Linked DNA regions of Mus musculus: regions 1, 3 and 4 are each linked to region 2. A link is a loop called in an ENCODE intact Hi-C map of the cell type or tissue named here. Cell type or tissue: left cerebral cortex. All regions are shown on one strand. Each heading gives the region's core, and the rest is flanking DNA. Links, peaks and the distances in the headings are about the cores only. Region 1 holds the start of Tmem161b (transmembrane protein 161B). Region 2 holds the start of Mir9-2 (microRNA 9-2). Region 3 has its middle 80 kb from the start of Gm17750. Region 4 overlaps Gm34196 (a long non-coding RNA gene).

Evidence for each region. Peaks named below come from ENCODE experiments on the same cell type or tissue, not always from the same donor. Only the 100,000 strongest peaks of a DNase experiment are listed, where the experiment ranks them.
Region 1: it touches region 2 in a loop (4-fold over the local background); 22 of 42 quality-filtered maps call a loop at or near these places.
Region 3: it touches region 2 in a loop (7-fold over the local background); 7 of 42 quality-filtered maps call a loop at or near these places.
Region 4: a loop joins it to region 2, with 7 times the contacts of the local background. A loop is called at or near these places in 5 of 42 quality-filtered maps.

What each region holds. Positions count from the first base shown.
Region 1 is chr13:84,217,868-84,226,124 of GRCm38, reverse strand. It overlaps Tmem161b (transmembrane protein 161B), which reads right to left and starts at 3,829. Exons shown (of 12, transcript NM_175187.5): 1 at 3,691-3,829. The coding sequence starts at 3,693. It overlaps A230107N01Rik (RIKEN cDNA A230107N01 gene), which reads left to right and starts at 3,950. Exons shown (of 2, transcript NR_138587.1): 1 at 3,950-3,987; 2 at 4,235-6,544. In left cerebral cortex, for the core only: a CTCF peak has its summit at 4,081; DNase peaks (open chromatin) are centred at 3,391 and 3,874; H3K4me3 peaks cover 2,090 bases; H3K27ac peaks cover 1,309 bases.
Region 2 is chr13:83,735,098-83,743,354 of GRCm38, reverse strand. C130071C03Rik (RIKEN cDNA C130071C03 gene) reads right to left here. Exons shown (of 4, transcript NR_152245.1): 4 at 2,047-5,185. Mir9-2 (microRNA 9-2) reads right to left here and starts at 4,541; the gene lies at 4,470-4,541. Gm51268 (predicted gene, 51268) reads left to right here and starts at 4,479; the gene lies at 4,479-4,534. In left cerebral cortex, for the core only: no CTCF peak of the experiment used is centred there; DNase peaks (open chromatin) are centred at 3,447 and 3,700; H3K4me3 peaks cover 4,794 bases; H3K27ac peaks cover 5,000 bases.
Region 3 is chr13:83,980,702-83,988,958 of GRCm38, reverse strand. No RefSeq gene overlaps it. Among named protein-coding and RNA genes, the nearest start is that of Gm17750, 80 kb to the left of the region's middle. In left cerebral cortex, for the core only: no CTCF peak of the experiment used is centred there; DNase peaks (open chromatin) are centred at 2,295, 3,739 and 4,183; H3K4me3 peaks cover 845 bases; H3K27ac peaks cover 1,462 bases.
Region 4 is chr13:84,609,099-84,617,355 of GRCm38, reverse strand. The region is part of intron 2 of Gm34196 (a long non-coding RNA gene); the gene reads left to right. Among named protein-coding and RNA genes, the nearest start is that of Gm34246, 62 kb to the left of the region's middle. In left cerebral cortex, for the core only: a CTCF peak has its summit at 4,018; DNase peaks (open chromatin) are centred at 4,160 and 4,655; H3K27ac peaks cover 1,140 bases.

The DNA of each region.
Region 1 (8,257 bases), core at 1,753-6,752, 480 kb before region 2:
GCTCGTGTCTCTAGCTGCATATGTAGCAGAAGATGACCTAGTCGGCCATCATTGGGAAGAGAGGCCCCTTGGTCTTGCAAACTTTATATGGCCAGTACAGGGGAACCCCAGGGCCAAGAAGTGGGAGTAGGTGGGTTGGGGAGCAGGGAGGGGGAAGGGTATAGGGGACTTTTGGGATAGCATTTGAAATGTAAATGAAGACAATACCTAATAAAAAATTGGAAAAAGGAAAAAAGAATCCTCAAAAGGATTATCTCACTTTCGCTCAAATGCAAAAGAACCTCCAATAAATACCCCCCAGTTCTTAGTCCTCCATCTTCCTTTAAGAATGGTTTGAAGGCCACTTGTTTCAGACTTAACTATAGAATTTATTAAAAATAAAATTTTGAGTTGGGAATGATAGCTCATACAATAATCCCAGCATTTGGGAGGCTGAAGCAGGAAAGCAGGGAGTTCAAGGCTAGCCTGAGCTACTGAATTAAGAACCTGTTTCCAAAAGCAAGCATGCAAAGATTCTAAAATTTTACTACTCAAAATAGGATCCAAATACACATTTTTTTTTAAAACCAAGAATCATAGGTATTTTTTTTTTTTCTGAATAGTACAGAATTCACTGTATACCAGACTGGCCTTGGACTCACAGATCCCATGCTGGGATTTAAGGCATGCACCACCATGCCCAGGCATTCTTAAGGAAACTTAAGTATCCCAACACTCTTCACAAGTTCACTAGATGTCAGCTATTCCTTGACTCCCTCAGTTTACAATCAACTCACTGGTCGGTACTCTCCAAGTGTGTGTTTCTCTCTAATCACATAGCACATTATTTCTTCCCAGCACCGCTCCTCACCAACTCTGCTATAGCAAAGCTTTCTGTCTCCCCACAATTAACAGCAGCAAATTATTAAACTGCTACATTGACTAAACAAGCCACCAGGGATCTGTAACTCAAAATGTTGCTCTAATTGTGCTACTGTTCTCTCATAAATCAAAACCAATGCAAGATTTCCATCACAACAGAAAGTGGAACAGAATTAAAACACTTGCAGTATGCTTTCTACCAAATATTTTCACATACTGAAAGCAAATAATGTAGTTCAGTATTTTTGGTCTACGTCACAAGCCTATGGTCCTTTGCTCACAATACAAGAACCTGATACACACAGCACATCTATGAAGTTTGGGGGCTACAAAACCAGATCAGAGAATGAGAGGGCAGAATAAATTTATAACCAATTAAACATCAGTAAATCCAAAATATTCACTGTGGGGTAGCATTTATAAGACATGAAATAGCTGGCCTAATATAAAGACAAGGATTCTCAGACTACCCAAATGATGTGTGTGTGTGTGTGTGTGTGTGTGTGAATATATATGAATGATGTTTTTAAAGGAACTAAAAGAGCAAGGGAACCATATTAAATCTTTTTTTCTTTTTTACTTATTGACTTTACATCCCACTCACTGGCCCCCTCCCACAATCCTTCCCCTGACCCCCACCCCCACCCCGAGCAGGTGGGGCCCCCAGAATATCCCTCAACCCTGGTAGATCAAGTCTCTGTACCACATTAAATTTTAATCAGAAACTTGTATTTGTCATGAAATAAGGTTCTAAGTCACTGAATGTAAAGAATCAGAAGATGACTAAAAGCCAATTCTACTTTTGCCAGGAATTTAGAACTTCTCAAAGAGTTCAAACTCTTACCAAATGCATGTATGTAAACTAATGGGTAGAATCTGGGTCTTGAGAGTTCATGTCTAGTGAGTGTTCTTCTCACTGTATGGTTCACAACTTAAAACAAACTGTTAATTCAACCAAGCTCAACCTAAATTCCGACCATCCTTGCTTTATTTTTTTAAAGGATTCCAAGCAATGACGGCAATTCCATACACAAACATCAACTTCATAGCGGTGAACAACTTTAACTTTAGTCAAGTAACTAACTCAAAAACAAGACAGATCAATGTCACAATGGGGACAACCAGGCCCCACATTGTGAAGTGTCACCAAGAGATTAGCTGAAAATATATCTACTTCCTTAGAGCGGCCAGAATGGTTCTGTGGCTCTCTGGATGCAGAGAACACACTCTAATTCAGCTTCCCTGTGACTATCGTGTATTTAATCATTTTATTTAGATACTAGTGTCAACTTCCTAGACAAGACCAAGTTTATTAGACCTCACCTCAGGTATAACACTGCCTGCTTCTAAACTCCACATTCTTCCTTCTGTAAAATTTGAAGAGATGGGGAGGTTGCTAGACTTTAATTCCTTCTAGTTCTAACGTTCCCTCTCTAATTTCACTATCTCAAATGAAAACAGAACTCTCTTAAGGAATCTAAGCCATACTATTCAGAGGTTCAAAACACTAAAACAAACAAACAAACAAACAAAAACATTAAAAGAAACAAGTCACCTGGTAGTTTGCAACTGGAACCAGGTGATTTTTTTATTCTCTAGTAAGTCATACAAAACAGCAATATTAATCCTGAAAAAAGGGGCATGGCCAAACTGGGAGTAGTGGCATATGCATTTGATCCCAGCACTTGGGAAGCAGAGGCAGACAGATCTCTGAATCAGAGGGCAGTGTGGTCTACATAAAAAGGCAGCAGCATAGTCAACTAAAGCTTGAACCCAAGATAGAAGTCTCTGCAGATGGTTTGAAATCGTTCATGTGGCTGATTGCCTGTTCAACTTTACCAGAACCCTAGGACCTTGGAAATAGCAACTATCTTTTTTAAATCCTTTTATGTTCCAGGAAGTAGTTGACTGCAGTCACCAGCCCCTACACAACCACCTGCCTTCCTCTCATAGTCCCCCAATAAAGCCAAACTTAGATGTTTCGAAATCCCATTCATTTCATCAATTAACTCCTGAACTGTGTGATCAGTCAGCACCCATTGCTTCTTATCTACAGTTGATTAAGACGTTCTTTGTACAAGTCCCTGAACCTTGTCCTTTCAGACTAAAACAGCAGAGAACTCTGAGAATGACTGGCCTCACGGTAAAACACCCTTCGGTTACTCCTTTCCCTCCAATCTCTCACACCAGGTTCTTTTTATGTTTACGTATCCTTCTCACCTAACCTTTAAGACACTTGCAAATAATATGGCTCAAGCTGTGCTCCCTCCTTCGATAGAGATGTACAATAGGAAATTACAAATTTTTCCTTTCAAGTTAAATCTGTTGGGACTCAACCTGGACATTTTCTTTAAAAGTGACATTGATTTTCAGTTCTGCTCTAGTTGAGTGTTAAGAGAAGCCAATTTTGTCTTAAGTGCCTCGGCGTTGCTTGTCTCCAAGGAGACAGGCAAGCGTGCAAAAAGGCACTGCTGCGTCCTTAAAATCTCAGCCAAAAGCCTGCGGCGGGAAAAGGTGGCAGGGACAACGTGGTGGGTAGAGCAAGGTCATCAGTGGGCCACCTGGCGCCACAGGACACACGCGAGGGCAGACTCCTTAGACTGGGTACTCCGACAGACCCGCCCCTCTCCAACCCCACAGGTCCCTCGGCTGTCTGGAACCCCGGCGGCGGCCGCGCGCACTCTGGGAAGGTTGGGGTCCTGCCAGCGGTTCATCCCAACGCTCCAGCAGGTTCCATTCCCAGCAGGGACATCAACCGGCTCCTTTCACAGACTGACCTCCCTGTCCTTTCCTCCTGAAGGTTGTCACTCTCATCCTCACAAGACTCACCATAACGCCAAGAACAGGTCGTGGGACAGACAGTCTAGAGTCCCCGGGACCGTCCAGAATCTCCCCTTCAGGTTCTGCAAAACGGAGCTCTCGAAACCGCGAAGGGAAAGGTCTTCCGGCTCGGCCGGAAGTCCTGCCCGCATGGGACAGGAAGTTCCTCCCTCTCCGGACCGCCAGCGACCCCACGCCACGCAGAGAGGAGGAGCCGCAAGGCGTTCTCTAAAGCCACTTCCGTGGGTGTGAGGCTAGGGCGGGGGGCGGGGCTGACCTTGAGAACGCAGGGGCGCAGGCGCACAGGTAGGTGGGCGGGGCGGGGCAGGGCGGGGCGGGGCGGCATGCCCGCAGGATTCCTAGGTAGGTGCGGTATTTTTCGCGGGCGCTGGTGGTCGGTTTGTGCTGCTGCAGGGATCAGCTGGGTGGGTGTAGCCCTCGTACTCTGACGGTTTATTGAGGGTAAAGAACCTTCTTGGCTGTATTCATGCTGAGATCATTCAGAAATTGTTTAGCTCAGCCAGCCTCTTTTCTGTCCGCTTTCCTTACGCAGTACCTTGGAATCTCAGTTAAAAATTCATGCTGTCCAAGCACCTTCCTCTCTTAGGTCAATGGAATGTGACCTTTAGAAGTTCTTTGCTCTTCACAGACGCCAGCTCAAGCCAGAGGATATCTACAAAGAGCAGAGGAGCTAAGAAGAAAATTCAGTATGGACATTTCCTACCTACTTAATACCAATATGAACAAAAAGGGCCTTACAACATTCTCATATACATACATACATAAATACACACACATTTATGCTTTATGACACCTCCCTCCTTCCAAATCTGTACCAGTGAACTTGCCTTTATATTGTGATGAGGGTTAACCATAGAGGTAAGTTTGAAATAAGGACACAGAGCATCTTTGGCCCAGAAATTATCACACCGTTTAACGATCCTTATGGAAACATGCTTATCTCACCCTTCTCCGTGAGATACCTTTTACCATAATGTGGTTCTCTTGTGGAGTCAGAACTGGGGAGGAAATTCATCTTCAGCAGTCAAGGTTGCACAAACTTGCAACTATGAAACAGCTATGATGTTCAACCTCTAACTGGCCCAAGGACCCTGGGAAACAATCCTGAGCTACCTAGAGATGTTAGATTGGTGCTGTTTCAAAAGGATACAGAAACAAAGTTTATACATTATGTTAATTTTTAATGGTGGGGGGAGATAGGGTGACAGGTGATAGAGAAATTATAAGAAATGAGAGAAGCTACTCCGAGACCAATAGCCTTGAGGAATAGTTTGTGAAACTGAGAACTTCCCCAAGGGTTCTGTTACTGCTTTATAGAAACAAGCCTGTTAATAGACAGGCCCCAGGGCAACTGCAGTATAGTAAAGAAGGACTCCGGTTGACCGCTCCTGTATCTGGGGGAAGCCATTGCTATCCTTGAGAAAGAAAAGATGGAGGTGGCGAGTGCCTATCAGCCTGTCAGTGACATCACATTCTGTGAAGTCTTGTCTTTCACTTGTGACACAGTGGGTCTTCCATCTGTCCTAAACCTGGCAGCCTTGTTAAGGATCAGAAAACATCTTCTCCTATATGACAGTAGGATAGGAATTATTAGCAGGATAGAATCCATTCCTGCCAGAGGAAAAACAAGAAATCAGTTTTTACTACCTTATTACTTTCAATAGACTGTCAGATTCTATATTCTCTATTTTGTACATGGCGCATTGATTAACAATCCTTGGTTAAAATACTTTAGTTTCACATAGTGTGTATATGTTTACATTTACAACTGTATCAAGTCTTTTTGTCCTATTAAAAAACAATATATTCTACTAATTACCTGTTTTTTTTTATTGACCATTTTCTATTTCTTAAATGTATAGAAGTCTTTGACAAAGATTCAGAGAAAGAATTATGAAAAGGAAAGAGAGGAAATGTGATGATGAAGATGAAAAGATCTTTTTGGCAAATTAGTTATGATCACAGTCTTTGATAAAAGTCATGGCTGCTTACCATGTGGGGTTTGTGATAATTTAAAATGTCCTCTCTACGAACTGATCTCAGATGTGTATAAATATCAACAGAATAGTATTTACATGAGCACTCTGGCCTGAAACTCTTCCAATTTTAAAAATCAATTTTTAAAAGTCTTAAACCGTCTTAACAAAATGTGTTAATAGTTTTACCTCTAAAAAAAATTCAAACACTTTTCTCTTTCCTTTACTGAATATGATATGTTTTATTCTGTGATTTCTATTTCTTGTAAATGGTAATTAGTCTGTAACTATGTGGAAAGTTGGGTTTTGTTTCCTTAGGTAAATTGTACTTAAAATTCTTTATTGGCCATCTTAGAAAAATCATGTACCAGTAACAATGATTTATTGGTCATGTTCTGCCATATATGGTTAGTGGAACATTTTGCAATTGTTCCAAAAAGCCACTAGAGGAAAATGGTTGCCTTTTAAGTAGGATCAGAGGATGGGACCTTTGTGGTGTGCTGAGTGTCCTTGTCAGAGAGAGAAGAACTTGCTTCCTCGTTGTTTATTCTGCACCATGTGAGAACTTAGTCACAACTCATTTGCCAACAACAAAGGGGTCCATTTTCACCCCCACCAGTGATACATATGGGAACTAATTTTGTGGTTTAAATCACTCAGTTTATGGTACTTTTGTTATAGTATCCAAAGTAAAGAATGCAAAATTGTGTTCAGTGTAATTGCTTTGACGTGAATAAAAAGCCCTACACTCACAGAGAAAGATAATTGAAAATGTATCCATTACCATTCAGCATTCATTTTCTAAACTGTTCTATTTGAAACAATTATTAAAAAAAATTGTCCATCAATAAAGCTTCTTAAAGCCTACCTATATTGCTCTTACTTTTCTAATTTAGGAGATAAGGTCTTCAGAAGTTAAACCAGGCATATGACCCTAACCCCAGCAATTGGAGGGTAGAGAGCCAGGAGTCCAAGGCTAGTCTGGGCTACATAAAAGTCTCAAAAGTAAAAATGTACTGCATTCCTTCAATAATAGTAGCATTCCTGAGAATCTTTATTGCCATGTTCCTTCCCCCCCCCCCGCCCCCCATTGATTTTAGAAGTTGAGTGCAATGACAAATCTTGTACAAGCTGTATAGTGTATATTTTCACAGGATCTGGGGTAGGGGGAGCCAAAGACAAGTGTCCTTCCTCAAGAGCTGCCCACCATGCTTTTAAAAAGATATAATCCTTTTGTCTCTGTCTCCACTGTCTTTGTCTCTCCCTCCCTCCTTCTCTTCCTCTCTCTCTCTCTCTCTCTCTCTCTCTCTCTCTCTCTCTCTCTCTCTCTCTCCAAGAAACAATAACAAGTGTGTGTGTGTGTGTGTGTGTGTGTGTGTGTGTGTGTGTGTGTGTTGTTTGTTTTGGGGATTTGGTTTTGTTTTACGCATAGGTTCTAAGATTCAAACTCAGAACAGCCAGCATTTTACTTGTCCGAGGATTCAAACTCAGAACAGCCAGCATTTTACTTGTCTGAGTTATCTTCCCATAATGGGATCTTGATGCCATTTGAAACGTTTTCCCCCTCCCTCAAGTGCCCCCTGGTCCTTCCCCATCTATCTACTCATCTTCATGTTCTTTCTTACTTTCAACATAAACAAAAACTTTAAGACAACAAAGCAAAACAAAACAAAACAAAAAAAAAACCCAAAAATGCAAGCAATCAAATAAAGCTACCAAACTATAACAGGAAAAAGCCCCCCCCCCAAAAAAAACACAACAGGACCTCAGAAAATGAAAACATTTCTGTGTCACAGAGGACTCCATCAAAGCAGCAGCCTATAGATTGAGAAAAAGATTTACCAGTTATACATTTGACAAAGCCTTTGTATGTAAAACAAAAACAAATAACTGAACATCAAGAAAACAATCCAATTAAACACTAAGGCCTAGAAATAAAAGAGTTCTCAAAAGACGGAACACAAAGGGATAAAAATATTCATCTATAATGGGCTGACCCGAGCCCCACATCAACTGTTAACCAAAAAAATATTCTACAGACCAGTCTGATGAAGGCAATTATTTAACTGAGGTTCACTTGACAACCGAAGCTAACTGTGACACAAACTGAGTCATTTTTTCTAGCCATAGAAATGTCTTCTTAAATAGTCTACCTAGATTAAATCTTTAGTCAAACAAGATCACACACACACACACCAGTCATAAACAACTTTAAACAAAATCATATAAAAGTGTCTCTTTAAAATCTAATCTAGCTTTATTCTACCATTAAATATTGACTTTCATCTTTCTATCAGTTACTGTTATACACTAAAGAAAATGGGAGAGTTATATTTCCTATGATCGGGAGTTTTTGTTTTTGTTTTTTACTACTAAAAGTTATTTTACCAGTAAAAGAAGTACTTTTACTAGAAATGGGTCATAGGTGAATAAACAAAATATAAGGGTTAAGTCCTAAAAGGGTGTCATTTCAATGACAAGAAAACCCAGTTTTTTAAAAAACTGGGAAGCCTTTATTAGCCAAATAGGGAACAGTACAGAAACTGAAACTATAATCCAGCTTGAAAAATTTCACGTAA
Region 2 (8,257 bases), core at 1,300-6,299:
CATATTTTCAAATAAGAAAGTCATATAAATTCTTAAAATAAACATAAAGAACACTATTAATACAAAATGTAATGCTTTAAGAAGACCTGAAGAAAAGCTATTTTGAAAAAAGCATTCCATTTTTAATATAAATAGTGTATTTATTTTATTATTATACATATTCATAGCAACTTCAGAAAATGAAAGGCACTGAAAAACATACTCATGCCTATTTTGCCAAGATTATAGACATCTTCTATATATCTATGTTTTAACTTCTATTCAATTTCTATCTTTGTTGTTGGGTTGGATTTTTTTTTTCTGTGTTTAATGATATATGCCTTATAATTTGATTATTGAGTGACTTTTCACTGTTAGTTTGTAACATCACAAAATAAAGCAAGGGAAATAAGTTGCCTATAGCTTTACATTCACTTTTAGAGCTATCATTTGATCATCCTCTTTTTAAATATTTTACTAAAATATTCTAAATGTCAAAGACTGCAGTTGGTGTTCCTATTTAGGAATACACACACACACAAATACCTTTGACATTGGGAACTCAGATGTGTTATTCAGCAAAATGGCAGTTATTCGCTGTTTTGCACTTACATGTGAAGAACTTGGTGATACAATAGCAAAACTGCAAAGTCAATTATACTTAAAATAGACATCTCAATAAAGCGTGAACCATCAGCTTCTTTTACTCTTTCTGAACTGTTCTGTTACTCTTTTCTGTTTACAGTCAAATAAATCATGTGAACATTAGCCTGAAAGATAACTGATTGATACACGTGTGTAAAAACTCTTAGAAACTATAAAAAGAAAGTGTACAGGGCACTAGAATACACTCGTAAGCTCTTGTGTGTCTTGGGAAATATACTTCTATGGTGTTCATTTACAGTGTCTGTCCATCACCAGTCAAACTTGGAAAGAGTAGTATGCTGAAACTCAAAGCAAAATTTAAGTTGGAGTCACACTAACAGCTTCTAAGCAGAACTACAGCAATAAAAACCAATTGGAGTCCGTTTATGCTCAATCAGACTTTCAGACTGAAGTGGATATTTGTTTTTAATTTATTTTAATTACACAAGAAGCAGTTTTAGAACTTCAACATCCAAGTAATGAACTCCACTCTTCAACTAGACCTGTGTCCTGAATGTCTCATCAGCAAATTAAAATGTTTGTCTAGATAAAATAACTTCGTAATGAGTTCTCTTATTTCTTCTCATTTCTTTTTGTATTTTCTGCAATGTAACCCCTTGCAATGATATTAGTTCTAGTGTGGGAAAATATTATAATTGAGATCTGGTAAGTTATTTGCAGACTTCAAGTTTTTCTTTACACTGTGCTGACATTTAGTACAGCCCTGGTGAGGAAAACAATACAGCCATTCATAGCCCTAGACGTAGATTTCAATCGACTTAGACGGGCACAATGAAACTTGGTCATTCACTGGTTACCCATATTGTGTTCTCAAATTTTCTCTCAGCAAAAGTATAATGACTCAGTATTGTATGGTTGCATAGACAAGGGCTAGGAACAAGAGACACTAGTTTTGTCTGACGGTGTGAGAAAGTCGTGAAGGGATCTTTTCTTCCAGATGGTGTTAAATTCAGCTGCCTTTTTAACATTGGCCTTGCACAGCAATCTGCTGCTCTCCTTTCACAAAGCCTGCCTTGGTTCCCACTAGTTAACATGCATACTCACGCAACCTGCAACTTCACTCCAACTGGTTTACAATGCAGTGGTATGCTAAATAAACTTGATCCGGTTTCTGCCAATGTTAAAACTAGCTTTCAAAGAACTACTTAACTGATAGTTACACTGCTTTTGACTTCAATGTGCGTGCCTTCGGAATATTTCAAATTTTAAAGAAATATCACCTTATGATAAGGTCACTGTAGAGATTATCTTGGACACCATTAGACTCATGCTTAGATATGGTACCTCCTTCAACACACACAAATAAAACAAAATGTCAGAAGTTTGATGTGTAATAGAAAAAAAGAAAATCTGGGACATGTTGCAGCAGGAGCAGTGGGACAGCAAAAAGTAAAATGAAAATAACATTGAAATGTATTTTTATTGATCGATAAGTTATGTAACATTAGTATGATACAAAGCAAGTTGGATATGACAATGGCAAACACATAATTTTAATATTGTTTATTTTCCTTAGATGTTATAGTTAACATATTTACATAAACGACCCAAGATGTAGGCAAAAACTTCAGTAATGTGACTCCATTGAGAGCTTTGAGTAAACAATAGGTTTCCCCAGCAAACATCTTATTGCCTTAATTGAACCTCCTTGAGAAAGAAAAGCACACACTTTGTAATGTAAATGTTAATTGTAGTAGACAATGGTTCTAGGTAAATAGCACCCCTGGACATGAAGCAAATGAAAGGAATACAGGCACTTAACAATGAAAGCTTGTTTGCACAAACAGTGCTTCCAAGGTAAATAAGCAAGGGTCTTCTCGACTGCCTCTACAGCAGTCAAACTTTGGCACGTGTACAGCGGCCAAACTGAGAAGTTGTGTTATTAAAGTCTCTTGGCTTTTCTAAATGAAACTACCAGTGGCTTTACAGGTTTCTCTGGTGTCAATCTTACAAGAAGTTGAAGCTATAAAGAAAAATGTACTGTCCCTGAAGAAAACTTATGCATTTGGGAGTGTCAGTAATTTAGGCCATATGAAAGAAAAGAAGCAATTTTGGAATTTTTTTTCTCATTGCAATGCTTGTATTTATGTGCAAATGCCTATACAAATGTTTGCCTGATAAAATGTAACAGGATGCAAGGAACTTCAAAAAAGGACTACAGTGGTTTCTCCAAAGCCTCAAAGTTTATGCTGGGACTAGTGACTTTTAGATGAAGAGGGAAGAGGAGGAAGAAAAGGAAGAGGAGGGGGAAAAGGGAAAAAAAAAGCTCATCCGCTAGGACAATTCTAAAACAAAACAAGTTCTCTAACATATTGTGATTGTAATCAACTTTCTACAGACTGATGACTTTATAGCTTTATTTCCAGAATGTAGATTAGCATAAGTAGGCCAAGTTCCTGTGTGTCACACAAGGAAGTAAACAACCCGATGAAGTAAGTCATAATAATGAATGCTATGAGACATGACTTTAAAATATAACACAGCCAAAACAAAAGCCAAAGGTGGTCACAAGGCCCTAACCACATACTGAGGACTTCTCTGAGAAGGGCATGCAGTTCTGGGGCACTCTTGGCACCCTTTCCACTTGTTTTCCTTAAATGGTGAAAATTTCAACCAAAGGAGAAATCCAAATTTAATCATGGCCAGATTAAACAGAGGTTTAAAAATGAACAGAGACAGTACATAGCAGCTACCAACCAGTTGGTGTTGCCATTTGGGAGGCTGCAGATGGCTGTGGGTGGGAAATGCCTTTACTTTCTTAAGCGATGGAGATGAGTATGGTGTGTGTGTGCTTGATGTTTTTTTCATACCCCTACCCCCCAACAGGGCTGTCTGTCATAGGCTGCCGGCCAGGCTTTACCACTTGCCCCCGAGCGTGGGAATCGGAGCGTCCTGCCGTTCACATCTCCTGCTTTCCGTTTAGCGGAATCAATTAGGCAAGACAGACCCTCAGATTCCCCACCCCCTTTCCATTTTTGTCAGGTCTATATACGTCCTAATTATTTCAGTTTGGGATGCCAGAGCTGTTTCCTGGATAGACCTGATCATCCTTAAACAAAAAGAGAGGAGGCGCACACGTGGGTTGTGGCGTAAATGTCACTTTCATTTCCAATGCTAGGCGCAGAGTAAGACAGAACATTTTTTTAACACTTTGACAAGAGGGGAGGCGATCTCGTCTCCATCATGTCTTTCTGCTTCAGTAGCTTCCTCAAGGAAACCCTCTTGGAACAGAGAAGCATCTGTCCTTGTATTTTGAATAGAAGAATAAAAATCAGCCTTTGCCCCCACCCCTTTTCCCTGCTAGCTCTAAGTCTTCGGTAGATATAAATTATTAACCTTCCAGTATAAGCTTTACTGAAAGTCTAACTTCACAGAATTTGATGTACACACCCAAATACATAGAAAGTTTCCAGGCACAAGCTTCAAACTTGGGGGAGGGGCCTCAGATAGGAACAGCCCAAATCTACATAATTATGAAATCATTTTTAAGCGAGGTACCAGACATCACTATAACAGCTTTCTAAGAAAAAAAAAGAAAAAAAAAACCTCATATGTAAACGTTTGCTTCAAAATGAACAATATAGAAAATACATGCATCGTCACCCGTAAAAAACACTACACAATTCTCCTCTCCAGTTGTACAAGCCCCTCAAAGCCTGGCCCCTTTAGATTTCAATATGCGTGTCACTTAATTTTCTTGCATCCCACTTTCAATCATAAGATAAAAAAAGTTAGATTCAATAAGCATTCCTGACCTTTCTGGTTTTTACTGTCTCTTGGTTGCAGTCTTTCTTTCCGGAACGTTCCTCGGTGACCTTGAAGGAGTTTTTACTTTCGGTTATCTAGCTTTATGAAGACCAATACACTCATACAGCTAGATAACCAAAGATAACAACTCGCTTCCCTCACAAGGCTGCCTTCCTCTGGCTGAACTCCAGATCTCGATCCTCTTTGGCTTTAGGGAAGCGTAGTCCTCCGGGGTACTTGCCGCGTTTAAGCTTCTCCTTTCATGTAAACATGACCTGGTTTCTGTCTTAGTGTGTGCGGCTAGAACATCCAAATGAGATCTGTTGCATTCAGAGTTTATTCCAAACTTTTCCCCTTCCAGCAAGTAATCTCCAGTATCGTTAGCCAACAATTCATCTATGAGTATCAGAAATTAAGACCAGAGACTAAGGTGCAGCAAGCTGTTGGGGGTGAGCAGCAGTGTCCTTCTCTTCACAGGCCTCTATTTGCATTGTAAATTGCTTCATTCTCACGGAAGATTCTTTAGCCTTCCTCTACTGAGATGTATAAAGCCATCGGCAGTTTCCAACGCTGGTTAAAGAGGAAGAAGGGGGAAATCCCATTCTATAGAAGTGACAGCTGATTCAAAGATCTGCTCCGGATCATTGGGTTAGGCATCATGATCTTTTTTACCAAGTGCAGGCAGCTTGATTGCACATATCTTGTATGTGAATGTTTTAAGGGAGATCCTCGATTTCTTAGGACTTCTAGGCGGGCAGAGCATGCCCTCTTGCTGGCGTACTGCTGCCCCGGTCTGAAAGAAGGAGAAAAGGGCCATCATTGGAGGGGCTTTCACCGCCAAATTGTGGACCAGCCCGGCAAGGTCAAAGGTTTGAGACTGCGGGAGACCAAGGTAATGATGATGTCATGAGAAATCTCAAGTACATGGTTATTGATATGCATCAGTGGTCACCCAACTGCCCCACGCCTGCTGCCAGGAGTAGCACAGGCGACGGCGGCGGCGACGGCGGCAGCGGTGGCGGCGACGGCAGCAGCAGCTTTGCAGCAGTCCCTATATTCTCAATCAACATTTCATCCACTAGCACTACGGACTGCTCCTTGAAAAGCAACCCGCGGCCTTTTACCTCCTTGGCGCTAGTGTAGATCGCTCTAATATCCAAAGAATGGAGAAAATCTCTCTCTAAGGATAGATAAAAGCATTTCAGGTCTGGGGAACTTCTTTGCCTGCATTTCTCTTCTGGCAGATTGCATAGGCAGGCAGATGGAAGGCACTTTACTATTGCTTAAAGCAGGGCCTCGCTTTCTGGGGCTGGGAATCAGCTCTGTTTTTACGCAGTGAGTCGATGGTTACAATGACAATTTGCTTTGGTGTTATGTTTTTAATGGCTTTACAGCTCAGTCATGTTTTCTATCTGTGTACCGTGGCGATAGGGCAGCATATTTGTTCTGTAAGTTCGAACTGCACGATCTAAACAGTGGGGCTTCTTTTTTAAAAATGCTTTGCATATAGAGTGTGTGTGGGGGTTAGCATGCTGCACAGGTAAACATTGCAGCAATAGTTTCAATGTTGTACACAACTCTGCTGTAGCAAAAATGCTGAGCCTTTGTCTACTGTTTTAACATAAATTTCACACTGGACAATAATGCACTAGACTTGCTTATAAAATTAAAATAAAAGTCTTGTCTCCTGAACATGTAGATCCAACACCTGGATGGGGAGGGAGGGAAGCTACCACACCTCCCTGGCCCCACCCACTCATATCCTTCTATCGAGAAGCAGAAGGTCATTTCATTAATTAATTAGCTTCATTCATTGTCTTAGGAGTTTTTAAAGTGTGACTTTAAAATCACTTCAAAGAATCCTTTTCTTTCTCATCCTTTATAATAGATAATCTGTCTAGCACATCTAATATCTAACATTCAAATCCCTCTCAACAAAATATTCATGGTAATCTACATAAGAAGCATGTTCTCTGTGGGTAAACATTATGGATTATTGTTCAAATTACTAATTATTTTTTAGTAATGTTGCTTTTCTTTAAGTTACATGCTAAAGGAGAATTAGTAATTCTAAATGTACATTGCACACATCACCTGTGCCTCACAATGCTCTCAATTCCATAATGTGTCTATTTTCCCCAGTGGCTAAAATACTTTTGGATTTATTAATTTTTTTGGAATAAAATTTTTCTCAGTAATTCACTAATTTATTCATTTAACACATAAATAAGAACCTGGTTATTTAATCACATACAGAGCCCTAAAATCTAAACTCTGTAAAGAAGAGACTGACAAGTTTTTTTTGTTTGTTTGTTTGGTTTGTGTTTTAATGATAGGAAACATCTCCAATGAAGAGTTTAAACATATCACACCAATTAAGATATGGCTTACAGCTTAGTAACAGAGATGCCAATTTGTCCTTATATTAATTTGTTTACTTTTATGGTAAGCATTCTGTAACTGGCTATTGAGAAAAGACTAAGATGTGGAAAGAGTTCGTCTATATTTCTCTTCAAATTATGAACGAGAAGTCAGAAATAAAATACACACGGACACTACAATCCAATCCTAAAGGCATGTTCATAGAGTTTTTGTTCATTCCTAAACCATATGGTCACAGCATAAACAACTCAGTGAAGCGCATGCCACTTCTGACATCATGTAAAAATCCTAATGAGCTTTGCAGCTTGGAAGATTAAAGAGCACCGTGGCCTTGCTTTCCAAGAACTAGCAGCAGAGTAATTAATGATTTGGCTTGTATTACATAAAATAAGCACGTGATCAGATATAGTCAACTGTGTAAGCCAAAGCCCAAGAAATCAAAAATGGTCTTATAGAATCTCTTTTCTTCACATGTATCTAGGTGTGCTAGCTACATATATATATCTATGTGTTGGGAGGGTGTTATTTATTCACATATTTTCTGAATTTGAAAGTTATTATGACTCTATTCCCATACCTAACAATAAAATGTGTTTTTAGAAACAATATCTACAATGAGTTAACACACTGCATATCTGAACGCTTCTCCCACTAGAATCTGAATAAGATGCTGTAATAAATACCACATTCTTAGGGCAACACTAGTCATGCCAACTTACTACAAGGCCGGTCTCCACGCTTGGTATTCATCATGGGAACTCCAATGAGTGAAATGAGCCAAGATCAGGATTATGGGTAGTCTGTTCATTAGCAATGTAGTCAATTAAATATTTTAACTCTCTATCAACCTCACAGGCACACAGAAGAAATTAAATATACTAAGATTTAACATCGAGTGCCCCCTTATTTATAAGATTGCCAAGGTTTATAAAATGGTTTATTGTATGTATTATATATACCCCACAATACGTTACAATTACATATCTTCAAAGACTCCTAGCGATGTCACCTGTGAAGAGCAGCTCTTAGCAACTACACTTTAAACTTAATTTTTTTTTTGCTTTTAAAAGATTATCTAGCTGAGCTACAGAATATCTACTTGAAAATCAGCATAGAGAAGGATATACTGAATTCAAGCAGCCTGAATTCAAGCACTAAATTCTCACTACTATCTAGTAGATTAGAGTATGGTTGTTGTGCTTGCTTGCAGATAGTTTGTAGGTCTCCAAATTGCTGAAACATGACTTGAAACATCCTAGTTTATTTGGGGATAAAACAATCTCTCCTGATTTACAGTAAAAAGTTATGGTTTTCCTCATATTTGGGCCAGAAATATGCTATTTAATTAATTCATATACACTTGGTTTATGATCAATATTTGGAACGTCTTTGAATCCTATACACATGAATGCAGAATGCATAAGGAACTGGCCCAACACCAAATCATTTTAAATATTTCATTTATAAGAATTACAAATGTGCA
Region 3 (8,257 bases), core at 1,268-6,267, 250 kb before region 2:
GTCAGGAAAGAGATCATATATTGAAACACTTCTATTGAGATCCTCTTTGGAGAGGAACAGAGGCATCCCCTCGACTACATGATTCCATTTTCTCCTTAGAGGCAAACACCAGTGCCAGTTTCAATCCTGACATCAGTGCTCTTAAGAAGATCTCAGGGCCGCCCAAGTGCATGTTTCTTGGCCACCTGTATCTGTCCAAGAAAATGCCCTGGAGTGAGCAGGCTTCATTATGGCCTTGGCAAAACACCAGCATGCACCAGCTGCATGGGGGACTGCTCAGCCCCCTGCCCAGAGAAGAGGAATATAAGTCGTCAGTCTTCCTTTATGGGTTTTCATTAACTCTCTTCTAATCTATAGCATTAATTCTTGGACTTCTGGGAAAACAGAGTTCTCTAATCCGAAAATCTTAAAGGCAAACATCTTTCTTTTCAAATCTACTTCTGGAATCTTTGGCCTTTGAAAGTAACATTCACAGCAGATTTAAAATATCCACTATTTGCACAGGACAAGGCAATGGTTCATCTTTCCATCCAGTTACCTGTTATCTGAATGCACCAAATTAGCTAGGGGGACCAGCATGGGGGGCAGGGTGGGAATCTGTTACTTCAGTTAGATTTACAGGGACTCCTTGTAAACAGGGTGCTAAAAAGTGTGCTGGATTTTTTTTTAACCTTTTGTGACACACAACAGAGCTGTGAAATCAGTGAATTAAATAGTTCCAGTCCCCTGGGCATACATGAGCAATGGCATAAAATAGGCAGCACCCATTAGAACATTACTGTTACGGAGCAGATGGACAGCTTCAGGTTCAGTCCTTTGTCCTTACTTCAGAATGGGGCCGGACTGGGAAACGACTGTAAATTTTCTCAAAAGAGATGAATAGGAAAGCTGTTAACTTTTTTCTTATTTAAAAAAAAAGAAACCTGGAAAAAGTCCAAATTACACATTTTGCAGCTCTGACTGCAGTTCTTCAGCGTTGCTGCAAAACATCTGTAGGTGGCTAAGCGCTCCCCACCTCCTTTCCCAAAATGGAATAGCTCATTCCCGGCATGCTGTCCAATGCCTGCAAAGACATATGTTTACCAAACCAGTCCACGACCATATGTGTGCCGCAGTTTCTCCACAGCGTACTGCACGTGAGTTGATTGGCTTAACACACGAGATGCAGAATGGAGATGCAAGCAGGATTGGAGATTGAGAAGGAAGGAAAATGTGGGAGCAATAAAAAAAAAGAGGAGAAAGAGGGCGAGAATTATTTTTCATTGTACTTTTCAAGCATGCTCCCTTTGCGGTAAATGTTGATGAGAAAATTCCCAGTCATATCATAGCAGTTTTCCTACAATGCAGAAAATTCAAGCACAAATTAGATGATCTATGTCCTTCAGATGCTTGAACTTCTAATCATCCTGAAGCTTATTCATACGATAAATGACAAGTTTATCTAATGAAACAAACCATTTGAGTTTTAATGTTAAAGTCAGATCTAGGATGTTTAGTACATTTTGAAAATTTTCAATATAGAACCTCAAATGCAACATATTCTTGCTAGAGCCAGGAAATAATTCTATCCATCAAAGAGGGAAAAAAATCATAACTTTTTATATAGTTCTTAGATCTATTTAAATAGTTGTGAACTCTAAAATGATTCTTTATAATAATAAAAATACATTTTAGCAAAAATGAATTTCTGTATAATATTTTATTCAAAAGTTTTTGTTCTGTACATTTAATTATTTAAATAAAACATCAATGAGACAAATTGCTGGTCATGCATGTCTTCTAAATATCGATATGCAAAGATTAATAAACTGAAATATATGTTTTATTTTAAAAGGGCTTTATTAATGAAAAATAAGGTATGCCTTTTGAAAAGTAAAGAACTTAATATAAATATCTAATATGAAGCTAGTATGTTTAATGAGTAATTACAGTACAAAAATGCGTGAGAATTTACCAAGTTTCATCTCTCCTCCTTTTTTCTAACATTCAGAACTATTTATAGTCAGTTTATAGATTTAGACAAAGCTTCGAAATAGCTAGAATGCCTCACTACAAGCAACTCTCTTAGGTTTCTGTAGGATTTACAGTTTACCCTTTGAATAGATGCCCATACTTAATACATTTTAACTTCTTCCTTTTAATTTCATTACACCAGTTACAAAAATGAAAGAAAACATCTACTACTGCTCTGGTATGTCGCAGTGTTGTCATGGTCCACAAGCCAGGTGCATCCCTTCTACCTGGAAGGAAATAAAAAACCATCTGGAAGAACATATTAACCTGCAGTGTTGATGGCTTCAGAGAACCAAAGCAAATAGTTTGTGATTTAAAATAATTTGCATTCTCAGAAAAAAAGAAAGCTAGACATGAAGTCTTTTGCATGGGTCTAACACTTTGAAGACATTTAACACTATAATTTCTGACCTTCCCTACTTTCCTACTGTGTTATATTGTTAATAGATGCAGTGGTTTGGATAACCAGTTCCTTATTTGTGATGAACTAGCAGGTACTCCACAAGGGTCTTCAGACAGATGGTGGGGCAGAATCCTTTGGTTTCTATATAGGTATTTCAGTGGATATTTGGTGGATCACTTTCCATGTCACAGTGTTAAGTTGTTTCAGAGTCTTGTTTTTTTCTTGTGATTTTTGTTTTGTTTTATCCCCCACCCCCACCCCTGCCACTAACTACTAACTTCCTTTTTATTGCTTTCAATGCCAATTCTGCTATGCATTCCTGGAAAAAAGTTATTATTTCATTGAAGTGAAAATAGGATTATTTAATAATAGCAAATCAATGTCTTATGGTGATAAAGGGATAGTGATTTAACCTTTATCTGGGCATTTCAAGGCAGAGAAAACAGAGACTTTTTCAGGCTGGGCTGCAATTCCATGCATTAAGTTTCAAAGGAATAAAAGTCTGTTTTCCAGTGCATTTACCAACTCCTAGAAAGAGACAAAAGTAAAGATTTTTATACGCCCAGTGATTTCCATGGGGGAATATTTTGTTGATAAATCTATGAAAATCATGCACATTTCTCCTTCACAGGCACAGGAGGTCTCAAGGCAGCTTAGTTTACACATATAGGTTTGTTGTTTACCCCTCAAAATTATATTGATGGATATAAACTCTGTTTAAGATAATATATAAATTCAGATAATTTTGCAAATTATTATTTAACAGCTTAAAATTGCAACCTATTGGATTAAAACTGTGTGAAGTTTGTGCTACTTTTCATGATCTTTCTCTAAATCTTCCAGAATAGAAAATCAGTCTGCAATATTAGAGACGAGAAATACGCTTACAACTCTGACAAAAGCAAAGCGTTACTTGGAATACAGACCCAAGTCGAAAAGATTTCAAAACAAATTTGGATCTGAGATGAAACTGCATGCCAAAATGCAGACTGGTTACTACCAACCACAAATGGGGTTTTCTCAGCTGAATCTCTAAAAGTTGCTGGGCACAGGCCTACCTGAGAACCTCTGAGGCCCTTATCAGGACTGTCTGTTTCTACTCCCCAGACACACGTCTCTGACCTTCTCAACTATTTTTACAATTGTGAGGGAGTGGGGCTCTAAAATTCGAGTTCAGTGTACAGAGAGTTAATTTAAATTTGATAACAAATGGCTCTGCTGCAGAAATGAATGCAGCCTGGCAACTTCAACAGGGAACCCTTCAGAGGGCCTCAATTATGTATGCAGCTTCTTTGAGAAATAGTTTCACACATCTGACCCAAAGACCACTATGTTGTTGCCATGAAATAAAACTGTACGTCTGCATTGTTTCATTTCTGGGCCCTGTACACAGTGCCAGACTCGAGGACTCCCCCACTCTGCGCATGCGTGTTCACATGCTCGCACAAACCCCTTTATTATCGTTCTGCTTCTATTTTTCAAGTACGGTGACTGTATCAATATAATTGTCACATACATAATGGCTCCTGATTACTTTTATATGTTATAAAAAAAATCTGATTTTAACTGCCAGACTGTTCTGGTCAAAATCAGGAAAACTAAAGGAGAGGAAAGGGTTAACCAACCCACACTATTTCAATTTTTTTCAAAATGGCTGCTTTGTCTGTGTGCATACACCAATAGCAAATGCCCTTCTGTTATTGTACAGCCAATTTGATGTGTCAAGTATTCATATGCTAATAACGGTACAGTTTCTCACTTTTTCACAGATAAATGGTAAAGATTGTTACAGACAGTGAAACACAAGAATAAACAGCTTTTATTTCAGGCACGATAAATTACTTTCCATTCAAATCACAAGCCACGCATGCTGCTGACCATCTTGTTTCCATTCACTGCTCGTTTGCCTTCTGGGTGTGTTTCTTTAGAATAGTTTGAAAATATTTAACAGATATGGACAGAGTTGTTGCTAATGACTTGATTGCATTAATGCGCTTTCTAGTCATTTCCTCGCTCAAAGCTCATTTTTGTATTCCGTTATTACAGTGGGAGAAAAGTTTGATGGGAATTCTGACACTGTTTCCCTAACATAGTACAATCAAATCTTTTTAAAGCTGGGCAATGACAATATTTGAAGAACAGATATTTTCCTTTAGGTTAGCAGAGATGTCATTTAGTAAATAGTATAACTTAAAAAGAGACACTTGAAGGAAATGTCAAGTTGGGTCAGAACAAACTAGAATCAATTCCATTTTCCCAGATATAAATCTGTTTTGAAGGATTGAATTTGTTAAATACATATGACTAAGACATAATATCAACTTATTGTTGATATAGAAAAATCACATCAAAGGTGAGGGTGGGTGTGGAGAGAGGAGGTAGTGTAAGGAGAAGAATTTCCTAGCCTTTAAACATACATTTCTAAAAGAATGCACTTATAACCATACTACCATTGAAATTTCAAGTCAAAAGAAACACTTTTGATTACTTTTTCACCACTTTGCTTATGAACCCAGGATATAATACGTGTCCTCTATGGTTAAAATGTAAAACACCTTTTAAAGCTGATGATACATTCTTCAGGTATGTCTTAAATGTGCTTTCTTGTGACTGTCTTTTTTCTGATCTTTGTACGTGACCATTTTGATCTCATGTTTGAGCCCCTGTAATTGTTACTGATGCTTGTATTAATTGCCTGTTTGATGAGAAAGCATGCAAAATTAAATAAATAAACATCTAGAAAAGTAACTCAGTTCATTGCCAGGCTGAAGATTGCAGCTTTTAAAAGTAGGTCATATAAAGGCTTTCTTTCTAATTGATTAAAATTAAATACAGAATGCGGAGGATGGAAAGAGAATAGGATTAAGTTAGAGCCTTGGAATACACAATCTCAGTGATTGTGAACGTCTACCTTGAGACATTATAGATTACAAAGTTAACTATGACATCAGGTCAGTGAGAGTACAGCCGCTAATTGTCAACAGGAGATGGAGTTTTACACACTCTCACCAGAAAAAGACTGTTTTCAAAAAGCAATATTCAATTCTTTTCTCTGACCTCCAAAATATTGAGAATTCTTATCACATCATATCAGCAAATCAATTAAATTAGTCATTAATTTTATGTTAAAGTTAATCAAGAGATTTTTTTCCACCAGAAAGCTCTACAAATAATCCATAAAAGTTCCCCTCTTTTCCACTTATAACACCATTGTTAAGCCTACAATAAATGAAACCAATGGCAAATATGTATTTCAACCTGCCGTTTATATGCACATAACTCTCTGGGCCACATGAAGATTAGGTATGAAATACTAACCTTTTACTTTGTCAGATGCTCATCAAAAAATGACTGTGTGTAAATTTATCAAGGTTGAAATAAAGTAGGACACCAGCGACTAGCTCACAAGCTAATTTAAAATGCAATCTATGCTTCATATTCCACAATACTATGATTGTGTTATTAATAAGTGTTTTTAATTTACTATAATGACTAAACAATAGTGTTTTGTCCATTTTTTTTCTTTACCTATGTTATCTCTCTTTAATTGGGTAGATACAATTAGGCCTTCTCAGCTCTGGATCATTATTTATTTATTTATTTATTTATTTATTGCTTTAAATTCTCATCCTTAATGTAATCATCACCATGGGCACAAGCCTGGGAATGCACCCAGGGCTTTACGTTCCCTGCCTGTATTTCTTGTTTCTATCATTTCCTCATCAGTGCTATTCCCATATGCTTTGGGAGCTGGCCCTTTTAGAGCAGAGGTTTTGTTTTTGGTTTTGTTTTTTTTGTTTTGGTTTTGTTTTGTTTTGTTTTTAAGAAAAAAACAACAAAACAAACGAACAGCATACTCAGGCTGGATAGGTAGCTCTGCAGTCTAGAGTGGTACCTCTGTGGCCTAGCACAGACACTGCTCTGTAAAGAACCAGAGTTTGGTTCCCAGTACCCATGATGTGTAGCTCACAACCTCCGGTAACTGCAGATCTGGGGAATCTGTCTGGGCTTCTTGGGTGCCTGCACTCACATAAGAGAAGAGTTTTTAAATAGCACACACACACAGATATAAACTGGACATGCTAGATATACATAGAATGTGTCAGTTGCACACGGTGTTTGATCACCCATGAACACCAGGCCAATGGTTCTGTTAAGGAAGTGGCATGATTTGCTCCAAAGACAGATAATCTTTAACTGAGGTTTCCATTTTTAAAAAAGAATGGTGACGGAACAGAACAGAGGACCAACATGCCACTGGCCTAAGGAGTGAAGAACAAAACTTGCTTTTTAACACAAACAAGATATATGAAATTTATGATGATTGGCTAACTTAGAGGTAACATTTGCATTTTTCAAGGACATGAGTCCCCTCTTTGTTGATTTGTTGTGCAATGCAGAGTGGCCATTTCTGCAACCTTACATGCACCAGCACAACAATGATGTTTTCAGTGGGTTGTATTTTATATTTCTGCATATACATACATACAACAAGCAAAGGAAAAGAATTGTCTTCTTTTCAAGAACTATGAGTTTTTAAGATAAAGAGGATTAACTGTTTCAGTCCATTTCTATTTTTTACCAAAAGTCTTGTGACAGTTATTGAAATGGACACACACTATACAGAAAGAGTGGGCAAAACTTGTGCGACAGTTAAATCTACACCAGGCTGCTAAGATCCATTGTGAAAATGATGTTCAAGAACCGAAGGTGTTCTTTCTTCAGTTGCATGCATTTGCACAGCTGCAGGCCAGTAAAAGCATGTGAGATATCTATAACTTTTGCTTGCAGTGTTTGATGGCAGTTTGGTATAACTGATTCACTACAAATATATAGTATACAAATGTACTAGAAATATACTATAAATATACTACAAATATACTACTTACATGACCTAAGAAACACGTTTCTAGGTTAATCTTCAAAAGTGGCACTATTGTAGATCATGGTCCTAAAGGAGAGCTTAGGTTGCTACTACATGTACAAAGTTTCAGAGACTTGGGGCATTTATCAAAATAAATCATTTCAGGAAAACTAACCTATAATTAAATATTTGAGTATTTTATTTGTTTTTAATTTTTAAAAATAATTATTATTTTTTTACTTACTCACTTTGCATCCCACTCACGCCCCACTCCCAGTCACACTCTCCAAAAATCCTTCCCAGAATCCATCCCTCTCCTTCTCCTCTGTACTTCCTTAAGACATCAAGTGTCTGTGAGTCTAGGCACACTCTCTCCCACTGAGGCCGGACAAAGCAGCCCAGCTAGAAGAGAATATCCCATGTACAGGCAGCAGCTTTTGAGGTAGTCCCTCCAGTTGTTTAAGACCCACATCAAGACCAAGCTGACATCTGCTACATATATGCAGGGAGGCCTAGGTCCAGTCTGTGTACACACTTTGGTTGGTTGTTAGTTCAGTTTCTGAGAGCCTCAAGGGTCCAGGTTAGTTGTCTCTGTTGGTCCTCTTGTGGATTTCCTATTCCCTTCAGGGCCTGCAATTCTTCCTCCTATTCTTCCATAAAAGGACCCAAGCTCCATCCACTGTTTGGCAATGGGTGTCTGCATCTGTCTGAGTCAACTACTGGGTGGAGCCTCTCTGAAGACTACACACACACACACACATACATACACACACACACACACACACACACACACACACACACACACACACAAGATTTCAGGGTCTGTCATTTGGCATTGGATAACCAGTTGGGAAGTACTTACCTTGTCCTGGGGAAGACTAACTCTCCCTCTCTCAGTAGTCACTAGTTGCCCACAGATCTTTGCATGTAGGTGGGAATCTGTGAGCTATCCCCACCCACATTAGCACATCTTTCAC
Region 4 (8,257 bases), core at 1,973-6,972, 870 kb before region 2:
TCTTGGGTGGGAGACATGGCTAAGTAGCCGAGAGTTCATCCTGCTTAGACACCAGTCCACGGTTCAGTTCCCAGCACTCATAACCACGTGAGGGTCCAGTTCCAGGGTATCTGGTGCCACTGTGTGTGGCCTCAGTAGCCATCAGGCTCACGGCAATTATACATGTACACTTACAAGCAAAACACTCATTAATATAAAGTAAAAATAAATAAAACCAAAAGAACTTTGAAAGCATCGTCCTTGTTGTTTTAAACAGCACACTTTTAGGTGTTTGTCAGAGTGTAAACCTCCATGAGCCCTATCCTGGGTTATGATGACACTGTCATATGTTTAAGTCACAGAAACTGAGCTTGTGCCTTATGTGTCCCTTGTGAGATAGTTTGGAAAAATCAAGGTACCCTGACTGCTCTTTTATCTACTTTAAAGTGATTCCTCACCACATTCACTGACAAATAATTTTGACTAATATAACTTACTTTCTTTAAAGATTTTTACATTCTTCGTGTAAACTATGTAATATCTTTTTCACATATAAATTTTAAACCCATGTTTCAATAAAAATTACATCTTCAGAATTATAACTTAAAATACTATTTTACTGAAATACTTGACACAATTATCCCCCAAAGCATACTTTCTTCCTAAGGCCTTTAATCTTGTAAGTAAGACCATTTCCATGAAGAGTCTCAGCCCTCCCTGCACAACCCCCTTGTACAACAATTCACTATGGCTTTGTTGATCCCCAAGGTACTAAAATATCTTTGGTTTTCCTGCTCTGAACACCATTATTCTGAGCTCCTGAAAGATTACAGGTGAGAAGTTGGGTAATGTTGTTTCTGGGCAAAACAACGGAAAAGCAAAGTTTCAGGACCGATTTCTGTCAGGTATGTGAACACCCATTCTATAGAATTCAGCTCCTGTTTTGACAGCTTAGTGAATACTCTCTCAACTTGCCCCACCTGGCAATGTGTCCCATTAATTAATACTCATGCTCTGCTCACAGTTTTGATAGAACAGCGGTAGTTGTTAACACAACACTCATAATCATAATTGCTCAGATATCATTTGTCTGTGTTAAATATAAGCCCTGGATATACACTATGGCCTAACAGAGAAAGTAAAATGGAAGTTAAAAAAAAAACCACTAAGTTTTATAATAAGGGTAAACATTATATTTCCATTTTATTTTTGCCCTTTCCTTACAGTGGTATCGAATTTCATAAAGCATTATTCTTATTTCTCATATTTTTGTCTGAAGAAAACAGATGAGGATTGGATTTTTAACTTACTTACCAAGTAGTATTTGTTGTTTAATGGGATTCAAGAATTTTCTACAATGATGCAAATAAAGAGATGTCAAATGTTCAAAAATTGTGGGAAGCCACATGTGCCGTTGCAGGGTGGTGCTGGTTACGGCTGGCCACCACACATACATAGGCAGTAAAGTTTTTTTTGCCAAGATGATGTTTTGAGAATGAACCAATCAGATGAGAGACAAGTTAACCAATCAGATGAGAGACAAGTTAACCAATCAGATGAGAGACAAGTTAACCAATCAGATGTAGACATGTAAATGAGGTGGTAAGCATAACCCATGCATAACCAATCCGGGTGTGAGACACGCCTCTCCTAGGCCTATATAAGCAGCACCAGTTCTGGGCTTGGGGTCTCTTCACCTCTGCAATCAAGCTCTCCCAATAAACGTGTGTGGAAGGATCCTGTTGTAGCGTCATTCTTGCTGGCTAGTCAGGCGCGCGCAAGAAAAAATGATTTTCCCCCTTAGGTGTTACTGGTAAAAACTTTAAACATTCTTCCAAAGCTTGGAAGACACTGGAGCCGTACTGGTCCAAATGACTACCATGTATGAAAGTATGAAAGCCCCCAGAAACACTACAATCAATGTTCATGGATGAATTGAGAATAGGGAATGGTATATTTGTTTAAATATGTCTCAAAAAGTTATTTAAACACTAATAAAAAACTGATGACATAAAAAGTTTTGTGGAGAAACACTCACAGTAGCAGGAAAACCTTGAAAACTTTATGATTTTCTTCAAGTGTTTTTTTTTTTTCTGTACACATAGTTTTTTTGATTGAATAATGGTGACATCATATCTTAACCATCTTTCATGCTATAATATCTTGGTCAAACCATTATTCATTGTCCAAGTAACATTCTACCAAGCACATTAAAAACTGAAAATATGCTTAGACTTTTCTTTATAATCATTTATTTGCTTATTATAGTTCAAAAATAAAAATAAAAAATAAAAAATAAAATAAAAATTTAAAAAGTAAAAAGTAAAAATAAATAAATAAATAAATAAATAATGCTAGGAAAAACATCTTAATGTCTAGTCTATGGTCTTACTCAAAATGAAGAATTATTAAAGTAAGACAAGCTTCTAACAGTGAAAGTATTTGCTCAAACATATAAATATATGTGTGTTTACATAAGTGCTTATATACATACACATGTTCTTACACAGGATATAGAGCACATAGTCTTATAGAATAGTGTTGTATATATACACATAAATGTAGAGTTAGGGGAGAAAATGGAATCAACTTGCTCTCCTGCCAGAAATATTTAAACTTTAGTGGAACCATTGCAAACATTTTGTGGGTTTTTATTTTTCTCACCTCATTTATTTGGCTAAAAATGGGGTGTTACCTAACTCTTTTTAAAAATCTTATTTAGTTAAATATTTATTTAAATATATTATGGATGATTTTCCTTTTGCTATTGATTTACCAAGACATAAAATAAATAAAGATTACATACACATAAAAACAATAACCTCAATAGCTTTTCAAAAAGGAACACAAACTTTGAGTCTAATGGCTTTGAATTATTAAAGCACAGAAAATAATGAACTTTTCTGAAGATATTTACAGAATGTTTTTTAGTATAATCTTTAATTCAGTGTCATGATCATTTAAGAAAAGTGGATAATAGTGGGAGGAAAGCAGAGTTTTGTTTTTGTTTAAGAAAAAAGTAAGATAGAAAGCCAAGCTACGTGTGGTTCCCATGTAGCTACAAATGTGTAATCCCTGAATTTAAGAGGTAGACGTTGGAAGATCCTGTGTTTGAAACTAGCATGCACAACAAAAGTGAGATTTGGTTGATTTTGAAACACTAAATAAAGATCAAGATAAGAAACAGCATTTTGTACAAAGAATATACACTGAAGAAAATATTAAAGGAAGATATAAAGTGGTCAGGGACAGTTTGAGAAGAGGAAAGAGATCACTGTGAGGCAAAGGTAGGAGGAAGGTAGGTGATGAACAGAGAGCATGACATACATACATATACATATATATATATATAAATGTATATACATATATAGTCACAAGTAAACCCATTATATTGTACAATGAATATTCTCCAATTATCAAAAACTATACAATAAACATTATTTAATTACTTTTTAACAAACCTTTACTTCATAATAAATGAGAAAAAGATGTACTTGGGTCCCATGTGCCGTGGATCCTTGATGACCACTGCTGTCCAATGCTGACTTGAGCTCAGAAGCCTAGGACCTAAGACCATAAAAACCTAAGACTATAAAAACCTAAGATCATAGAAAATTTTCCATGCATGTGTTTGTACATATAAACAATGGGTTAATTAATTAAGGTGAAAGGTTCTGTTACAGAATTAAGCTCAGGGAATGAAGAGGAGAGTGGTTCCTGATAGTGTAACAAATTTATACTGGGTTTTCTGTTGAAACTCCATCATAAACATCTGATCTACAGTGGTTCCACTTAATAAAGATTTCTACACAGCTAGCCCCTTGGTTGGTGCTGCCTAATTGCACTTGCATGAGGAAAAAGTATGTTTCTATCTGTTGGGAACCACAACAAAGCACACAATTATTTTATTTTTATTTGTATCTTAGGAATATTTTAAAGAGAATGTTTCTCTTTGTTCAAAGGGATTCACCAGAATGCTCTTATTTTCTAATTTTTATGGCATTAATGTGGCATGCCATTCTTGGCAGGGAACTGTAGGTGTTGCTGCAGCCACATTGCTGGGAAAGCTAGGCTAGGCTGCAATTCTGTGGCTTCTTACAGTTCTATTTTAGCCTTGTCCTCTCCCTCCCACTCAAATTCTGTCCCTTCATGTATTTGGCTATGTCACATCCTCCAGACTTTCACACTAAATATACTCTTAGCAAGGAGGAGCAGAATTTGCTGATGAGTCACTGTCTCCAAAGACTCATTGCTTTGGTGGACAGCTCATAGATGGGAATCATTCCAGCCAGACAGAGGAGTAGAGCGAGCAGGAGTTAGTCCATTGTGTTCTGCAAAAACAGCCGAGGCAGGGCAGAAGTAGGAGGTTTCAGAGCACACTGAGGCATATGCACATATTATACTTAATAAATTTTGGTGAAGGAGAGTGTCCTATTAAGATTATACTTCAAGTTCAGAAATTGTATTCATGGCTTGTGTAGGAGGTCAGGCTCTTTGTTTTCTTTCATGTTGGAGTTGTTATCCTTTGACCAGTTCTCTGAGCATAATTTGTTTCCAGTCCCTTTGTTCTATGAGTGAAAAGGTCAAGGCCTTTTGACATGGCATGAGCATTCAGTGCACCAGGGGAAACTTCACCAGCAGTGCTGGACTTAAAACAACTTCCGAGCAAGCAGAGTCAAACACAGGAAGTGTTGTTCCAACCCCCAGAGGGTACCGGCTTTGTTGATGAGCCAACTTACATCGTGTTGAATTGTTGAATTGCTAAGTGCCGCTGCTATCTTGAATGAACAGATATAGCAATGACTCCAGACCCAGATGAGGAATTTGTAGGCATGAGATAGCAACATCACTCTCCTGAAGTGTCCCCTACAGGAATCTAAATACAGAGTGGCTATTTTCTTAAGTAGGAAAAGTTCCATCTCAGGTCCCCATAGTACAATCCATGCTAAATGATTCTCCAAATGAACAAATACTGCCTTGATGAGACAGTAAATTTAGTGAGAGAAATAATCAACCAGAAATGCAGAAAAAATGTGACTTTTTAATAAACGGTCTAACCAAGGAGTGAATTACACATTCAATTTCGTATACACAAGACCTTTTTACTGTTATTAAGTTAGTTCAGAAAATATTGACCTATTCAAAATGGCATTGGAAACATTTTTATTCACATAGTCTATGTAAATTTTAAGTGTACTATGAATTAAATGTTACTTTACTCATCTGAAATAATGTTCGAACTTTGTCTCACATATTAATTGAGGAAAAAAAAAAGATGAACTGTTTTGTATAAGGTCATTCAGGAAATTTAAAACAGTACCACATTTAATTTCCTAAATCGTTGGCTTTCTGAATCTTTTAAATGAGTGAATTTTAATGTATACTAAAGTACTTCTGAGTCTCAAAAATATGAACATTTCATACAGCCATTCTCCATGTGAAAATAGAGATATTCTGGAACACAAACACACAACAACAACCTTTTTTCTTTACTTCCAGACTTCTTCTTGTTTTTGCTTCATCGATGAGGTCTTACTATATTGCCCTCCTAAACAGCCTAAGACTCACAATGTAGACCAAGTAAGCCTCCAGTTGTCAGAGCTCTGCATGCCTTGTCTGCCAGGTGCTAAGATTAAAAGCATATGTCCTTATGCTAAAACACACCAAACATTTCTATATAATCAAAACCAATGCAAAACAGACAAAATATTAATGCAGTCCAGAGAAGAATCCCAAACAAATAAGTATGCAGAGTGTAGCCCCTTGCTTTCAGATAGTTGGGATACATGGATGGTAGTCCCCACCCTGCTTATTTGTTGGCTGCTTGTTATCTTGAATGTGACTGTCCTCATCTGTAAGTGGATATGATAAGATCTGCCCTCGCTCAGGAATGCTATGGACATCAAATAGAACTATGAACACAAAAGAACCTATAAAGAATTCTGTAAACTGTAAAGTGCAGCCTAGATTCTGTTAGAGATTGTAGTCAAGGGACTATTGTTCACATGAAAGAAAGTGGAAGGAAGCCAAAGAATCAGTAGCTGTCATAAATTGAGTCCTTCATTTATATTACTAGCCTTGATGAAAATCATGAATGTTGTCATCTGAACAGTTTATATTGAGAAATTTAGACAAATTTTCATTATAATTTCAAGAGATTCACTGACCACTTGAAGCTTATATATTTAGAGCGCTCACAATTAAAAACACTTGTTTAAAAAAAAGGAAAATATAAGTAATGTGGAAAGTATGTGAGTCCAAGAGTACACTGGGTATATTGGTGAACTGAGCAAGCTGGTGGTTAGGAGTGAGCAAAGAGCTAGTCAGAAATGAGCTAAAAGTAAAATAAAAAACAGGCAGGTTGCTGGTTAACAGTGTCAATGTGTCCTTGTTTAGAAGAGTCAGTAAATACCTGTGTGTGCATGAAGGTTCTTGGAGGACTCTCATTCGTGGAGTGAGAAACTCAGAAAAGTGTGTGATAGAGGGCAAAAGAGTGGGAGTGTGTTGAGAGATAGAAGTGGGGTGAAGACGTTTTCAGAAGTCTGTCTGGGCTGCAGTCTTTGCAGTTAATGGTAACTAATAGCTCTACTTCTTCATTTCCAGCTTCTTCTGTAGGTTTCCCAGGAGGCCACTCTGGAAGGACTTAATGACAATACTCGAGAGAAAATAGGAACCCTTGCTATCAAAACTCCTCTGTATTAATACTATCCTGCAACTGACTTAGAACTGAACTTTATGTCTATGTTCTCCATGAACACTTTTACTACCCACTGCTGATTCTACCTAGAGTTACTCCTGCTATACCTGTATTGACAATTTGAATTTTAGGAATGACTTCAGCCTTGACCAAAACAGCTCCTGTGTGCTCCACATGACTGTGTGCATGTGTTTGTTTCAGCTCCACTGTCCAGGCTTCTATGTCCTATGATATGATACATCCTGGTAACTGTATCTGACTCTGCAGCCTCCCAGACCACATCATGAGCAGTTCAGGAGACTCTTGTGCAAGTTCTAGTTATATACTAATGCCATTTCTGCTTGTTCCTTATTTGAAAATATAGAGAAGAGACAGACATTTGTTGAGAAATTATTATTCTGTGGAAATTATTTTTTTTTAATTTTTATTGGCTATTTTATTTATTTAAATTTCAAATGCTATCCTTCTTCATTGTTTCCCCTCTACAAATCCCCTATCCTACTTTCCTCCCCACTGCTTCTATGAGGGTTCTCCCCCCGCCCCACTCCTGCCTCACTGTCCTAGCATTCCCCTAACTGGGCATCAAGTCTTCACAGGCCCAAGGGCCTCCCCTCCCATTGATGCTCAACAAGACCATCCTCTGCTCTATATGCAGTGGAGCCATGGGTCCTTCCATGTGTACTCTTTGGTTGGCAGTTTAGTCCCTGGGAGCTCTAGTGTGTGTGGGGGTGGGGTGGGGGGGGTTGTCCAGTTGGTTGATATTGTTGATCTTCCTATGGGTTGCAAAACCCTTCAGCTCCTTCAGTGTTTCCCCTAACTCTTCCATTGGGGTCCTGTGCTCAGTCCAATGGTTAGCTGCAATCATCTGCATCTGTGTTTGTCAGACTCTGGAAGAGCCTCTCAGGAGACAGCTGATGGCTATTGTCAGCAAGCACTTCTTGGCATCAGCAATACTGGAGAGTTTGGTGGCTGCATATGGAATGGATCCCCAGGTGGGACAGTTTCTGGATGACCTTTCCTTCTGTCTCTGCTCCACATTTTGTCCCAGTATTTCCTTTAGACAGGCGAATTTCTGGGTTAAAATGTTTGAGACGCTTGGAAAGCTTCATCCCTCAACTGGGAGCTGTACCTAACCTTTGAAAATGAACTCTACAAGTTCTCTCTCCCCATTGCTGGGTATTTCATCTAATGTCATCCCTGTTGGGGCCTGGGAGTCTCTTGTTTCTTGGAGGCTGGGACTTTCTGTTGGCTCCCCCACTTCCCCATCCCACATTGTTACATACCTCTGTCAGGTTTCCTGACACTCTGTACCTCACCCCATCTCCTCCCACACCTGATCCTTCCCTCCGATTTTTCCTCTCCCCGTCTTCCCTTACTTCCAAGTCCCTCCCACACTCTTATCTCCCATTATTATTTTGTTCCCCCTTCTAAGTAGGACTGAAGCATCCACACTTTGGTCTTCCTTCTTCTTGAACTTCATATGGTCTATAAGTTGTATTGTGGGTATTCCAAGCTTTTTGCCTAATATCCACTTATCAGTGAGTACATACCATTTGTATTCTTTTGTGGCTCACTCGGGAT